2 separate regions of the Mus musculus genome follow, and region 2 is linked to region 1. Evidence: chromatin loops called from intact Hi-C (ENCODE). Cell type or tissue: left cerebral cortex. All regions are shown on one strand. Each heading gives the region's core, and the rest is flanking DNA. Links, peaks and the distances in the headings are about the cores only.

Evidence for each region. Peaks named below come from ENCODE experiments on the same cell type or tissue, not always from the same donor. Only the 100,000 strongest peaks of a DNase experiment are listed, where the experiment ranks them.
Region 2: a loop joins it to region 1, with 6 times the contacts of the local background. A loop is called at or near these places in 30 of 42 quality-filtered maps.

The regions. Positions count from the first base shown.
Region 1 is chr6:49,517,806-49,520,722 of GRCm38, reverse strand. No RefSeq gene overlaps it. Among named protein-coding and RNA genes, the nearest start is that of Gm31226, 110 kb to the left of the region's middle. In left cerebral cortex, for the core only: a CTCF peak has its summit at 1,529 (motif pointing left); a DNase peak (open chromatin) is centred at 1,501.
Region 2 is chr6:49,918,171-49,921,087 of GRCm38, reverse strand. No RefSeq gene overlaps it. Among named protein-coding and RNA genes, the nearest start is that of Npy, 97 kb to the right of the region's middle. In left cerebral cortex, for the core only: a CTCF peak has its summit at 1,392 (motif pointing right); a DNase peak (open chromatin) is centred at 1,399.

The DNA.
Region 1 (2,917 bases), core at 312-2,811:
CACCTGCTCCACTCTCAGCATCCAGCCTTGCTCGCCCAGGTTACACATCCTGTGCTCTGGTCCATGAGGGTAGCTCTCATTCCTCATCAAGGAAGCTTCTTTTTGCCATAGATGCAAACCATTAGAGAAAGCCACAATTGTTCAAAACACAGAGAACTACTGACTGTGGTATACCTGCCCCCAACTGGTACATGTGCAACATGTACCAGGGTTCAGGGAACACTACAACAAAGGGAGTGAAAGACTGTATGTCACAGGAGATATACATGTGTGATCTATGTGCACAGAAAAGCTGTGCCCATAAAATCCACACAATCCAGTTGCCTAAACAAGACCTAAACTTGGCTAGTACCAGTTGCAATACTGACATGACAAGATGGATGGGGCCATCCCTCTGGGCCCCATCCCTAGATGACGAGCTACAGGCAATTAATGACTGGTCAAAGAGGGAGAATTAGTCTTCTTCAAGGTTGAGCACCTTAATTTGTTATCTAATACCAGGCAGTCAGCCCTAAAATCATATATATGCAGACAACAGTGAAAGAACTCAGCAGGTTGCACTTATGTGTTTACTTATTCATGTATAAATAAGCAAAAATAATAATTAAGAGAGGTTTATGAGGAAGGGAATGGTTTAAATACAATGCACATATATGAAAATTTAAAAATAAAAACTATTTTTCACAAGTAAACAGTAAGTCTAAAGCCTATTCTTAAACATTTGATGGTATAATTATTAAAAGAATAAAGATGGGAACAAGTTTATTCTTAAGGGGACTTGACTATTACAAATTAGCCTTTGGTCAAAGGCTCAAATTAATCTTCCCACTTATTCATTCAAAAAAGTTACTGAATGCCTTCTTACACACAAGCTCAATATCTTTTTTTTTATTAGGTATTTTCCTCATTTACATTTCCAATGCTATCCCAAAAGTCCCCCATACCCTCCCCCACACTCCCCTACCCACCCATTCCCACTTTTTGGCCCTGGCGTTCCCCTGTACTGGGGCATATAAAGTTTGCGTGTCCAATGGCAGGCTCAATATCTCAACACAGTTACACTTACAGAGATGGAGAATTTATCATAAAATCACACCAAAAAAAATTTACTTGCAATGAGTTTTGAGTGTACAGAAAGTCTGAATGTCCATAACTATCTTAAATCCTCCTGAAAGTTCTTAATAGCATTCCAAACAGCTCCTTACATATGCATACTGCAGACCAACCTTTTGACCTGGCTACTGTTGAGTAAGAAAGTCACGTTCAAGTCAGGAACTGTGGTAGAGAATTTTGGGCAATAAATGAAACAGATAACCAATACATAAGTCCTTAGAGAGTCTTCCCAGGCACAGTGCTTGGTTATGTATTCCTTTAGATATTAATGAAGGATGTGTTTACGCTCCTCGTCCTCCTCCAACAAACAAATCAAATCTGTTCTCACTCAAACACCCACTGCTTCAACTTCCTGGGCCTGGGCCGGGCTCAGATACCACGGGGTTAGAGCGACACCTGGTGACCATCGGCAACCTCACACAAATCCATTCTACATCTCAAAAAGCAAAAAAAGAAACAAACCAAATAAACCAAAACCAACCAAGCAAACAAAGCAAACAAAACAAAAATTCTGTTAATCAAAAATCTCTCAAATTACAACTGAAGCATGGATGTCCTGCTCTAGGGAGTAATCTGGAGAGAGCTTAGAGGAGCTATGAGAAAAACAGTCCAAAAAACGGAGGGGGATAACATGATACCCAGGGCAACACTGGCAATAGCAGAAGCCTGGGGTGGAGGTTGGGAGTGGGGGTGTGGGGGGTGGAGGGGGAATCTTCTCTGCTTGGCCGCAGGACCTCAGCATTGGCAAGCAATAGAGCAGACACAAGACAGAATTTCAAAAAGATTTCTGTAGAGCATCTTGGCAGCCTCCGTGAGCACTCCTGGGAAAGCAGACCAAAATTCATGGACTCTGTGCACTGAAGCCTGACAAACAGATCTTGTGAGAAGGCAGCAAAGAAATTCTAAATCAGATCTGTACCTTGAAAACCTGATTGGGTATCAAACTTTAGAAAGTGGCTTTCACAGGGTCTCCATACAGCAAGCAAGACATTGGCATCTCCAGAGGACCAGCAGCAACCCAAACCTTGAAGGAAGTCACAGAGTGTGACCAACACCTGAGACTGCCTATGAAACCCCGCCCATCCACCAGGACAGCACTGGTGACTTGAACTAGGGAAGACACAGAGTGGGGGTGGGGGGGGTGGGGAAGGGGACTCCAAGGAAGAGAGCAGGTTCTAGAAAGTTGGAGGAAACATGAGAGTCTGGAAGTCATTTAATATTCCTTTTGGTAAGCCAGTTTAGGATCTTTTGCTACATTGTATGCTCAAACATCTTTACCTCTCTCTTTCCATATGCCTTCAGTCCAGTCCCCCCTGCTCTCTCCACAGATCATCTCTTCTGCTTTATCATCCCAACACTAATCACCAGTCTCACACATCTATTTGTGTTCGCACTCACAATTACTAACATCAGTGTATACGGTGTTATCAATGCCCCCTTCCTCACTGCAGTGGCAAGCACTTAAGGAGCAATTGTTCTGCAATTGACTCCTACTCTCTTCTCCACGGAGTTCTACTTACTCCTGGACAGTGACTGCGGTTTCATAGCATTCTGCTCTCAAAGGAGAGCAAGGATAGAGCCTCTGCCTGGAGCATCAGTCTAAGAGGAAAATGGAACCTCAACCCTATGACAGCCTTGTCATTCTGAATGCTATATGTATATGAAATGGAAACTTAAGGGTTGTTTGGAGAGTCAGTGTGTTGGATGGTATTTTGCTAGGTCAAACACATGAAGGAGTGTTTTCCTGAAGTGGGCACATGTGAAAGACTAAGGCAGGCTCATAAAGAAACATTTAGCTGAAACA
Region 2 (2,917 bases), core at 193-2,692, 400 kb before region 1:
TGTGGACCCCACTGTAAAAAGGATAACACAGTGGAAAGCCCATACAGAGATCTATCCCCTACGCAGAGAGTTGACTCTTTTGGGCGAATGTAGAGTCTGTGTTAGTCTGGGGTCCTCAAAGAGGCGGGCCAATGAGACAGATAAACAAGTAGGTAAAAGATAGTAAAGAGATGATTATATAGGTGTGTGTGTGTGTGTGTGTGTGTGTGTGTGTGTGTGTGTGTTATGAGAGTGCTGGATGGATGGATGAATGGACAGATGAGAGGGCATGTATTATGGAAATTGACTCACAAATTATGGATACCATCTTCAGGCTGGAACCCTGGGAGGCTGCTAGCCTGTTTTCAATCTATATCTTGGACCTCAGAACCAGAGATGCTGATGGAATAGCTCTTAGTTTAAGGCTAATGACCTGAGAACCTGGGAAGTCAGTAATGTAAGCTCCCAAACTCTGCCATCCAGGCATAGAGAGGAAGAATAAATCCCAGTGCAGGAGATGAGTAAGACTGACTGTTTCTGTTTCATTCTCCTCGGACCTGGACTGATGGGATGGTGACTGGTCCACCAGTTTCATGGACTCCTGCTCTGGTAAACCCTCAGAGTTGCTCATCAAAAGAATGCTGTTCCAAGTACTCCTTAATACAAGCAGGTTTTCACCTAACACTGCTCAGCACAGAGGCCCCTGGCAGGACACTAAAGGTATATCATTATTTATTTAATTTATCTCTCGTTGGCACCTACAGTGTTTCTAGGATTTTGCCCTAGATAAATTCCTGCAAGCATATTTTCTTGGGAAATGGGTGTGACTATTATTGATTTTGACAACTGTTACAAATTTGATCTTTCTAGTCAGTGTAACAATGTTTACTCTCCTCTTTTACTCTCCACCAGTAGGGACAGGCTTCCATGAATGAGTGGTCCCACCATGGCCTTCTGTTTAGAAATAGGGACAGGTCATTTGGTGAACTGAAGGGACCCTAGTGGGACTGTCAAATCTTTCTTTGTTACAGCTCTCACCTCTAAACAAGCCTTCCTGCACTGTGTGCAGCAAGAACCTAGCTAGGCCTTCAAGGTTGAGGACTTTAAGAAAGCCAGTTTGGCCCGGCCCTCTATAGCCCCAGTGGACCAGCTTGTGCACCCAGGACCTTGCCAGGACTGTGGAGCTACTGTAGGTTTGTGCTCATATCTCAAATGATGCTGTGGTTAGATGAGATTTCTAAACACTCTGCCTCCCTCCCTCCCTCCCTCCCTTCCTTCCTTCCTTCCTTCCTTCCTTCCTTCCTTCCTTCCTTCCTTCCTTCCTTCCTTCCTTCCTTCCTTCCTTCCTTTTTTCTTTTTGTAAGGGTTTGCCCAGGAAACATGCCCTTCTCTGGGTGTTCCACTAGAGGGTGCTTCAGCTATGCATATTTACATATGGGTAAGTAAACGAGGCCTATGTTGTTCGAGTGGGCTGCACACGCATGCCAAACAGCTGCCTTTTCTGTGAACCTTTGGTGCTGTAGAACTACAGCCGATTTTTCATTCCTCCCAGTGCTACCTTGCCTCCCAGGTGGCTTTTCCAATATCCTCCCTCTCTCATGACCCAAGGGCGTGGGGACTAAAGATCTACCAGGATGGAAACCAGTAGTAATGATGGGGAGGGGGCTTATGAATTGGATTTGTGCCTTGTTCCCTTTCCCTAGAAGATGCTTTGGGGGAGGACTTGGGCTTCTCCAAGGATTGCTCTGACACACAGGACAGCGATGGCTAAATCTTAGTGAAAAGGGGAGGGGTTCAACGTTCTGGAGTTCCTGTGTGCAGTCAGGTGGAACTGTAAGTGACTGGTGCTACTAGAAGTGACCAAGGCTCCCTGGGCTGTGGGAAGTGGGGTAAAGGAATGAGAGCTGTTAAGTCAACCACTCTGAAATCAGGAATCATGGGAGAGAGGCAAAAAGATTCAGATTTTTAAAGGAGATTTCTTTTTGAGCAAAAGAGTTGTAGAAATCAGTTAAAACAATTGCTTTTGTCCAGACGCTTCAAGTAGAATAAATAACAAAACTGGAGTCTGGACTTTGAAAATAAGAGCCTGCATGCTGTGAGATGATGACGGGAGCCATCTTAAAATATTTGGAACTAAGGGGAAAACATAACTGAATGGGATAACGAGCGACATCCTTACAACATCTTGCTGTGTGTTAGAACCATTGGGAAGACCTTACAAAGCCTTTGTTGTCTGGGGATAGGAATGCTGCATACATTTTTATTTTTACGTTTCTCAGGTGCTTCTATTGCACATCCAAGTCCACAAGCCATGGCCTAGATCGATAGTTCTCAAACCTAAACAAAGACCAGAATCTGCTGAAGGGCTCTTGGGCATAGAGTGGGGCCACACTCCAGACTTTATGCTTCAAAGGGTCTGGGCTGAGGGCCCAAGTGAGGGCTGGAAATGTGGTTAGTCTTAATTGAGATGCATGGTAAATGCTTTGAAATACGTAACAGACTCAGAAACGGTGTAAAACAATTTCGTAAAGTTATCTCAGTATTTTATATTGATTGTATGATAAAATTAGAGTATGTTGAATCTAGTGGGGGACATTTCATCTGATTATTTTCACCTTCTAAAATGTAAGTACAGAGGTGGCACATTTTACATGGGATTACACTGGATTTCTGTTGACCGTCCCTGGTTTGTGGACTGACTATGTGCTGGAGACGGGACCTATGGTATGCATGCTCTCCACTGCGAGTCTGCACTCCCAGCTCTTGTGCCGGTACAGAAAAGGTTTCACAAAAGACAGTACATAAGCCACCTGCATGAGAAATCCCAGGAGAGCCAGTGTGCACGTGAGCATGTGTGCACTGAGGGAGATAGGATGTGCATGCCTGTGCACACGCATGCAATGCATGGAAGCCAGAGAGTCATAGTGAGTGCTTCTCC